2 separate regions of the Homo sapiens genome follow, and region 2 is linked to region 1. The links are chromatin contacts, found by Hi-C or POLR2A ChIA-PET in ENCODE. All regions are on one chromosome and are shown on one strand. The core of a region is the stretch at or near the end of the contact, and the rest is flanking DNA. Distances in the headings are between cores, read along the strand shown.

Region 1 (4,811 bases), core at 542-3,041:
TAAGTCCTGGCAGCAGTCAGGACAGGAAGGGCTGGCTGATGAGAAAGGTGTTCCTGAGAACTGCAGTTTCCAAGCTCTGTCTTAACCCTTCCCACTCTGACATGAGGGTGTGTCCTGACATTTTCCAATGGTGACAGGTGGCTGCAGGTCTCTGGTTCCTCAACCCAGGTTGGTGAGGTGAGGTTGATTTCATAGAGAAACCACGCCCCTGCCTCAGGGAGTCCTAGTCTGAGGGAGACACAGCCCCGTCCTCAGGGAGCCCCAGTCTAAGGGGAGACACAGCCCTGTCCCCAGGGATCCCCCTCAGAGAGGGAGACACAGCCCTGCTTACAAGTGGCGCAGGGTCAGATATGTGGGAGATTTTGTCTGATTATTAAACTGATAATCAATATCATGGCATTACTTTTGAATTTCCATGTGCACTTGTGGGAAATCAGCAGCTTGAACACACATTCGTTGCTCTTAAGCTCCAGGAATCATGCGGCTGCAGATGGAGAGAGTTCTTAGCGGATGGTTTTGTTCTGGTTGCCCTCTTGGGGTCAGCTGCCCGCTTTTTTGAGACCCCTCCTTGCCTCACAAACCACTCAGCAAGTGGGTAATTTTCAACAGCTTGTTCCAACTCCTTCTTTGGTATCCCCATAACTTATATAACTCCCAGCTTTCAATTAACAATTAAACTTGGTGAGCAAGAACACAAAAGGAAACATGTCTGTGTGCAACTGGCCCTTCTTCAACTGTGTGGTTTAGATGTCTCTGATTTATTTTCCACAATTAGTGGCTGGCCTTCTCCCAACCTCTCTCCCTGTTCTCTTTGAAGGGGCTGCTGCTGGCTGGGCACAGCAGCCTAGCAAAGCTGTCTGAGGGCACCCTTTTCTCTGGGGCTGAGATCACCAAAGAGCTCAGGCCTCTTGGTTCCTGGGCTACATGGGGGTGACTATCAAGCTCTCCAAGGGGGAGGAGGGGGCCCGTGCCCACCTACAGGGTGAGGAGGAAAGGCCCAGAAATGCTGGCACCTTTGCAAGCCTTTTCTGTGCTCTTCATCTTCCAGCAAGTCATTCCAACTCCAGTGCCTCACCTTCCTTATCTGTTAAATGGGAGTGAATAATTGGGTTAGGTGCTTCCTAGAGCTCCTTGCACTCAGACTTTGAGAGTTATTCCTGCTTCCCTCCCCACCCTGCTCAGGGCTCTCCTGACACCCTGTCATGACCACAGAGGGTGGGTTAATCTCTGACCCTGTCCAGCAGCCAACTTGGTCACCAAGTGTGCTACCAGACAGCCTCGTGCTGCTGGCCCAAGGGTTGCAGCCCTATCTCTTCCAGCCTTAGTCTGGCACTCTGATGCATGAGGACATGTATGGATATGCAGGTGAGTGGAGCCATTTGGCCACGTTTCCTGGGACCCCTCTGAGCCAGCCACTGGGCCTTGCCTTTAAGAGACTCCCAGGACAGTGAGATGACTGTGCACAGGAGGCTTGAGGAATGAGTGCTGAAGCCAGCAAATATTTACTGAGCACCTGCTCCAAGCCAGGCCCTGGGCTGGGCAGGGGACAGCAAAACTGAATAAATAGACATGGTGCAGTTCCTCATGATTAGAGGCACATACGAGTTCCAAAGTCAGCTGATCAGGTTCAAGCCCTGGTCTGATGCTCTTTTGGGCAAGGTATTTAGCCTTTCTACACCTTGATTTTTTCTATCTGGAAAATGGGGATGCTAATAGTACACAACCATGGGGTTGTAGTAAGGATGAAATGAGTCAGTGTTTAGAGTGCAGGGCGTGGTCATTGCAACTTTCATTTTGTGAGCACTAACTCTGTGCCAGAAAGTGTCATGGCATTTGATGAAAACCACGTCCCTTACAGAGAAGGAGAGAGCACTTCTGGCTGAGCTGAGAGAGAGGCTTCATGGAAGAGCTGGTGCCACAGTTTGGTCTTGAAAGATGGAGTTAAATTCCATAGGTGGCAATGGGGGAGGGCGTTCCAGGAGGGGGAACAGCATGGACAAAGGCATGGAGGCAGAAAGACAAAAAATGTGCTGGGGGAACTCCAAAAGGACCAGTGAGACTAAAAGGCAAGGGAGATAAAACTGGAAAGTAGGCTTAGGCCAGATGAACATCTAGACCACAGAATGTGGCCTTTGTCCTGTAGGCAAAGGGGAGCCGTGATGGTTGCTGAGCAAGGGGATCTCGAAGGGAGATGAAACTGCTGATTTCAATAAGGCAGCAGAGTTAGTTTCCTTAGATGATAATAACAACAAGAATGATAATCAGAAACATTTCATTTTGTAGATTCTAAAGTTCGCTGAGCATTTTCATGGGCACAACCTCATCTGATCATTATGGCAACACTGTGGGGTGAGTTGAGCAGGGATTATTGCACCCACTTTACAGAGAGGAGGATGGGGCTTATCTGAGGTTACCTAGCAGGTTGATGGCAAAGTCAGAAGCTAACGTGGGTCTCCTGGCCAGCATCAGCATGGATGGCCCAGTGTGAGTGAGGGACATAGGTCCCCATCTCATGGCTGCCCAGGGGAAATGGACCACCTTCTCAAGCCCCATCCTTAAGCTTGAAAATGTGTTTGTGTGTGGAGGGGGTCGTAAGGATGTCTGTGCAGAGAGCCTTCCAGTCACGCCAGCACCAAATCTTCTGTACTTCTGGCCCATTGCCAGGGGCCAGCACGCACTAGGCCAGCACGCATCTAACCTCTGCTGATTGGTACCGAGAGCATTGGTGATTTGGGCAGGGGGTTGGCTGCACCACTGCCAAGAGGCTGGTGAACTGCTGCAGGGGTTTGGGGAAGACATACACATAGCCCTACGCTTTTAGTGAGTCCTTCACCTCTGTAGAAGCCTCTCCCAGCTGAGCAGCAGCCAAGGCAGATGGAGGGAAGCTTCCCATTCACCTTCTCTTCTGCTGGGACTGTTCCCTGACCCCCCTGGGTTCCTGCCCCAGGACTGGGAGTCTGGCTTCTGATGGCCCAATCTTAGCTCTTCCCTCTCCTTGGATTCTGCCTGCTGGCTGATACCCTTCCACACTGAGGCCTTCCTCCTCTGATGTTCATTTCCAGGTCCTGGTCCCCAGCAGGGCCTAGGGTGAGAAAGGAAACAGTAGAACCCCTGGCTTCCCGAGCCTGCTCCATCCCGAGTTCTCAGCAGGGCCAGGCTGGCCTATCTTTCTAGAGGACCCAGCACAGGGCCTGCCTCAGAGTGCAGCCCAGGTAGCACCTGCTGGTTCTGTCTGCCAGGGCCCCAGCCTTCATGGGAGGCCAAGAGCCTTAGGGGAACGGACAGTGAACCCAAAAAAGTACATTGTGATATAAGCCAAAGGGTGGCCCCAGTGAAAGGCTTTGTAGGAGTTTGGAGCAGGTGAGGTTGTGGAGGCAGTCAGGGACTTCCTGGAGTGGTGTCCTGGATTAGAGCTCAGCCTTCCCTGAAGGTGGTGGGGCTTGGTTAGGGGAAGGGGTCTATACAGAGGATTCTTTCCAGAGGGTGGGGAGCCAGACTTACCGTGCCATATGAAGCAGTGGGTTGAGGGGCATGAGCAGAGGGGTGTGGGCATGCTTGCCTCAGGCCAGCCCTGGAAGGTGTGCAAAATGGCCCTGGGTAGTGATGGGCTGTTGACTGATTGATCGATTCATTTATTCAAGTTTATCCAGCACCTCCTCTGTGCCAGGTGCTGTGCTTGGGGCTAGGAGCTTAATGATGAGTAAGACAGATGTATCCCTTCCCTCCTGAGCTCCTGGTTGAGATGGGAAGGCTGAGGAGCAAACAGACTGTTTCAACACACTGTGATCAGTGCCAGGACAGAAGAGATACAGTGTCCCCTAGAGCAGAGAGGAGGCTTCAGCTTGAGACCCGGGGGTGGATCTAGGAAGACTTTCCAGGAGAGGTGGAGCTGAGATCTGCAGGATGATGAGTGAGCTGGGAGTGGGGGTGAGCATCCCAGAACTGGGAGAGGGGTGGCATTCCTTTCAATGGGTGAGGATCATGACATGGGGAGGGGAAGAGGAGGCGAGGTGCAATGGCAGATCTTGCATGTTGTGCTGCATTAAGGAATTATCCGGAGGGCACTGGGAAACGTTTGAAAGGTTTTAAGCAAGGGCTGGATGGGATCCGATTTGTGTTTTGGAAAAAACCTCTTTGGCTCAGGTAGAGAACAGGTTGGAGGGCACCTGAGTTGTCCAGGCTCAGTTCCAAGACAGGGAAGAGCCCCTCCCAGATGCAAGCCCTGTGAGGACAGCATGGTGATCCTCTTGCTGTTACCCTACAAAGTCCTGTAAAGGGTGTTGCCCAAGTCCCCTTAAGGGAGGACACCCGGTTCCGGATGATGGCTGGTCTTCTTGCCCATAGGGTCCCTTCCTTTGGCTGGCTGTGAGGGTGGCTCAGCTCTCTGGCACCAACAGGGAGAAGTGGGACTCACCCTGCCAGGACTGCATGTTGAGGGGTTGGTGGAGAACATTTTGGAGAGGGCAGGAGAGAGCCAGTTCTCAAAGAGGGAACTGGTTCAAATCAATCTACTAATGCCTGCCCCTCCTGCCCCCACCACATGCACACAGGTGATTCATTTGGCCTTTAAGACTAAAATGCCAGTAGTTCCCATTGCTTTGGGTGGGGGATGTGGGGAGGGAGACAGTTTGCCCTGCACTAAACTCAGCCTGTGGAGGAGAGCAGATGGGATACCTGGGATGTGGTAGAAATGAATGTCATGGGCTGGGCGTGGTGGCTCATACCTGTAATCCCAGCACTTTGGGAGGCCGAGGCAGGTGGATCACCTGAGGTCAGGCGTTCAAGACCAGCCTGGCCAACATGGTGAAACC
Region 2 (5,067 bases), core at 2,058-4,557, 260 kb before region 1:
ACGATGAGCTCCCAGCTACACCCACCTACTCTGGGTGAGCACCCCTCCCAGGAGAAAGGGAGAACCTAAGGGCACCTGAGTCTTAGGCCCCAGGACCAGGCAAAAGAACGTTTCCTAAAGCCTGTGTCCAGACTCCCCTCACAAGTCCTTTACTACACCCTTGTCACTCAAGGTATGGTCTAGTAGACTAGCAGCAGCAGCAGCATCACCGGGAGCCTGCTAGAAATGCAGAATTTCACCTACTCCAGACCTACTGGATCATAGTCTGCATATGTAACAAGATCGCAGGAGATCCATATGCATATTAATGTTTGGCAAGTGTTGGTTGCTTTCACAATCCAGATAAGCCAATGCCATAAATAAACACATCAAATCAGAAACACCTGTCGTAGGCTGACTTTTTAACCTAGACGCTAAAAGACTGTTTTTATGATTTATAAGAGGAAATTCCCAAAGTTGAGTTCCCCATGCTTAGTAAGAGTGAAAATTCCCTTTGTCTTCTCTGACCATCAATCCAGGACAGAATGTCTCACTGATCTTGGGGTCCTGCTCTCAAAGCCAATCGGGAAATCAGAAAGGACACTTTCTACTCCTAGAATAAGAGTGTTACATCTTTTAAACAAGGTGAAAGGGAGAGCACAAAGAATGGCTGGATGCCTTGAACCTACCAAGATAAGTAGGTCGAATGGCAACGTAAGGGTAAATCCCACCTCCAGGGAAGATAAAGCACCACTGTCTTAAACAATGAAAGGAGCACCCCAAATGTTGCTCACAAAACCCAGCTGAGTAACTCGCAAAAAGCAGACCCCATTTGCATGTTAAACCTCAAAATGAAATTCCCATAAATACTAAGACAGTGGATCAGTACCCTTCAGAGAAGTTCCCAGGATTGGTAACTTCCCTGTCTGATGAGTTTTCTCCACCTCCATCTATCTTGGGAAACTGCAGTCCTTCAATTTAACTTCCTCATCAGATGACAGCTGCAAACCAGAACAGACACGTCCCAATCCTAGATGAACCGCTTTGCTTCACTGGGAAATATTAAAAAGAACCTAATGATTCACCAAAGAGCACCACATTTAAAGAAAAGAAAATTATCATTTTTAGTGGCAAAGACAAAATTAGATGAGAGAAAAACCTACTTCAAACAGAAAACAACTAAAAACATTTTTCTAAAAATCCATGGTACATGCTACAACATGGATGAACCTTGAAAATATTATTTTATGTGAAAGAAGCCAGTTACAAAGAACCACATATTACATGATTCCATTTACATGAAATGTCCAGAATATACAAGTCTGTAGAGACAGAAGGTAGATTAGTGGTTGCCAAGGGCTAGGAAGGATGAGACGATTGGGGGTTAATGGCTAAAGGATTTGGGGTTTTATTTGGAAGTAATGAAAATGTTCTAAAAGTGATTGTGGTGATGGATGGGCAACTCTATGTAAATATACTAAAAGGCATTGAACTGTATACTTTATTTAAATGGGCGAATTGTATAGCATGTAAATTATATTTCAATAAAGCTGTTTTAAAAAAATTATATGGCTCCACACTAGATCCATGTTTGGAGTTTCTAATGTAACACAATGACTTTCTGGGCAAAATCTGAAAAAAAAAAAGTTGATGTCAGTACTGAGTAGAGGCCCTGCCAGGTTTGTATGGCAAAACACTCCCATCTCAGTTTGGGAAATAATTTCACAGTCTTGTCTAAAGATCATCAATCTCAGCTGGGCGCAGTGGTGCATGCCTGTAATCCCAGCACTTCGGAAGGCTGAGGTAGGCAGGTCAGCTGAGGTCGGGAGTTCAAGACCAGCCTGACCAACATGGAGAAACCCCATCTCTACTAAAAATACAAAATTAGCCGGGCGTGGTGATGCATGCCTGTAATCCCAGCTACTCAGGAGGCTAAGGCAGGATAATTGCTTGAACCCGGGAGACAGAGGTTGCAGAGAGCCGAGATTGTGCTATTGCACGCCAGCACAACAAGAGTGAAACCCCATCTCAAAAAAATAAAAAAGTCATTAATCACACAGAAATCCCCAGCTGGCTTTAGCTTTCTGTTCCAGAAACACTGGAAAAACCAAAACAGGCCAAACACACTTTCAAAACAACACCTTTAATCTATGTGGGCAAAGGGAGAAAAAGGGGATCATGGAATAGGAGTTATAGGTGCTGTCAGAACACAAAGTTAAGAATTTACTATCACTATAGAAATTCAAGTCCAATGTAGATTCCGCAGAGAAACTATGTATACAAAGACCCCAAATAACTTAACACACACAGAATCGTGGCTAAAAGAGACCACCCTGATGGCTAAGGCCTTCTCGGTTATTACACTGACCTCAGCTCTGGAACCTCTATTGAGTTTTAGCTTTGGCAGATTCTCTTCTGTCTTCCCAATCTGTTTAATTTCCCAAGCCAAGGGCATCATGAGAAGCCCCATGAGCACCCTGATTGCATCCACAAGGGCCTGTTGGCTTCAGGGTCACAGCTGTTACTATGGAAAGACAGAAGGGAGAGGTAGAACAGGTATATCTCTTATCCTAAACGAAAACACACAAAACCTTAGGGCATTAGAAGGCTTAGAGAGTGAAATCTCTGCAGCTATTAGCCAACAGCTTCCTCCTGCCTTGACGACCTGGATTCTCTCTGATCCCCAGGCAAATGAGAAGACCAAATGTTAGGCAATTAATAATATAGCAGATGCTGTTTGGCTTCTGTGTTCTCCTATAGACTCCTGCTTCACGGGCAAAAATGGCCGTGTCTGATGCCAAGGTCCAAGGAAACTGGCAAATGCCTAGAACAGTGCCTAGCACATACTAGGTCTTCAATAAATATTTGTTGAATACCTCTTGAATGAATGCTGATACTCCCCTGTCACTCTCTGCCTTCTTCCCTCAGCCTGGAAAAACACACACAAAACACACACACACACACACACACACACACACGAAGTTGAATCCACACCTGTTTATTGCAACCCCATCTGTAACTTTGCAAAACTAATAAGCACAACAGCAATTACTGCTAGAATACGGATTTCAGTGGGCAGGGCATTTTGTCAATTTTGTACCCTAAAAGCCCAAAACAATGCCTAGCACATAGTAGGCTCTCAATGAATATTTGCTTAATGCCGAATGAATTAAGAGCCTACTATGTGCCGGGCGCTGTGCTAGACTCTGCCAGCGACCCAATCGATCGCTTCCACCCCGGCGGCAGAGGCCGCCCCCTGAGTCCTCCTACCGCCAGGGGCCGCTGTAGGAAACGCCTGGCTTCCTTCCCTCGTCACTCTTTGACCACGTAAAGTCACTGCCCGGAGCTACGATGGCAGCGTCAGTGGCAGCTGCAGCCCGGAGGCTGCGGCGGGCCATTCGAAGGTCGCCCGCATGGCGGGGCCTCAGCCATCGGCCGCTCTCATCGGAGCCCCCTGCAGCCAAGGCCTCGGCCGTGAGGGCCGCCTTTCTGAACTTCTTTCGGGACCGCCATGGCCACCGGCTGGTGCCCTCCGCTTCCGTGCGGCCCCGCGGCGACCCCAGTTTGCTTTTTGTCAATGCGGGCATGAACCAGGTGAGGGCCGAACCATACTGATAGGGAGCGGAGTTCGTGAGTTTTCTGGTGAGAAAGACGCTGCAGGATTGGGCAAAAGAAGCGAGAGGCGGAGTTCGTAGCTTTTGGGGAAAGAGGGCGGTGCTTGGTTGGGTAAAGTGATGGGGGTACGGCGCTCAGAGTATAGGGAGGGCTTGGGGAGGGCTTGAGCTGGGAACTTCTGGATTGGGATTGAGTATTAGGTCCAGAAATGGCTGGAGTGGAATCCCGAGGGAGAAGTCTGATTTCATTTATTCGTTATTTAAATAAAGATAACGCTTTCATTAAATGTTTATTGATCACCTATTGTTTGCTGAGTACTATTCTCTAAGGTTTTGGTTTTTATCAACCACTCATCTTTTCTAGACTTCATTGTCCTCATCTGTAAAATAGGGGCGGCATAAGTTAACCTTAGAGGCCGTCTGGGCTCCCTACTAAATGAGTCTCAGTTTTGTTCCCTGAAGTTATTGGGTGTGGTTGAAGAAGCTGAGACGGAGGATGCCACCTTTCAGCGTCCCATTTCCAGCTCCCAACACATTCCTCCTTCTTTTACCTTGCCTATTTTACTAGGCAGAGGGTCTCCGGTTCATGATTTGTTTACCTCTTCTCTGCTCCCCACACACCAGAGATGGCTGTCCCGAGGCTCCCAGTTTGTCCTCATAGACCAAGATTACACTGCACTCTCAGGGGCACAGTCAGCCTTCGGTCTGAACAGCCATCCCTATCCTCACTCCCCACATTTCCCTTCTACTGAGAAATTGGATATCCCTCTCCCCCTCCCCACTCTATGTGCTTCCAGTTCAAGCCAATCTTTCTGGGCACCGTGGATCCACGAAGCGAGATGGCAGGCTTCCGACGTGTGGCCAACAGCCAGAAATGTGTGAGAGCTGGAGGACACCATAACGACCTGGAAGATGTGGGTCGAGACCTTTCCCATCATACCTTCTTTGAAATGCTTGGCAATTGGGCCTTTGGGGGTGAATATTTTAAGGTGAGTCTCTGGGGATCAGTGATCAGCCAAGAAGGGAGTCAATTTGTCCTGTTTCCATTGTACTGTCTGCTTAGGCAGGGCCTCATACCAGATGTGGAGGCAAAGTGCTAGTTGAGCCGGTGTAACAGGAATTACCTCACCTCCCTGATTGGATTGTAAGTCCCTGAAGGGCAGAGACTGTACTTTCTGCCTAATGATCACTCAAAAATTGTTGTTTGAATAAATGGTCAAACAGCAATGCTAAGGTGCTTACTGGAGTTAAAGATCACTCTAGGCTAGAGTAGGCAGAGAATTTCATGTGAAAGTGGGACTTGGTCTGGGACTTGAAAGAAGATAGGACTTAGAAGAAGGGGGAAGCTTTCTGGGCAGGAAAACACTCAGAGGCAGTAATGGTTCATGGCTTATTCTGGGAACAAGATGGCAGCAGAAATGCTTTTGTCTTAAGTCGGGAGCTAAACTCATGTGGCTTGATTACTTCAGTGGGG

Evidence for each region. A loop is a pair of places that touch in the nucleus more often than their neighbours do. ChIA-PET counts read pairs that join two places held with the same protein, here RNA polymerase II (POLR2A). Pooled maps may share reads with other maps.
Region 2: a loop to region 1 is called in a pooled map, with 2.5 times the contacts of the local background. The contact joins the promoter of AARS2 here to the enhancer-like site in region 1. A Hi-C loop is called at or near these places in 1 of 50 pooled maps. POLR2A ChIA-PET finds 5 or more read pairs at or near these places in 2 of 52 experiments (GM10248 and MCF 10A).

What each region holds. Positions count from the first base shown.
Region 1 is chr6:44,046,356-44,051,166 of GRCh38, reverse strand. All of the region lies in intron 1 of SCIRT (stem cell inhibitory RNA transcript), which reads left to right. Among named protein-coding and RNA genes, the nearest start is that of SCIRT, 26 kb to the left of the region's middle. RefSeq lists an enhancer at 1,880-2,029. Within about 2 kb of position 1,791, at least 7 of the 41 ENCODE cell types and tissues checked have a DNase peak (open chromatin) inside an H3K27ac peak, as active enhancers do.
Region 2 is chr6:44,311,587-44,316,653 of GRCh38, reverse strand. It overlaps AARS2 (alanyl-tRNA synthetase 2, mitochondrial), which reads left to right and starts at 3,307. Exons shown (of 22, transcript NM_020745.4): 1 at 3,307-3,573; 2 at 4,391-4,582. The coding sequence starts at 3,331. LOC124901322 (a long non-coding RNA gene) reads right to left here. Exons shown (of 3, transcript XR_007059594.1): 3 at 2,107-2,503. RefSeq lists an enhancer at 3,003-3,562.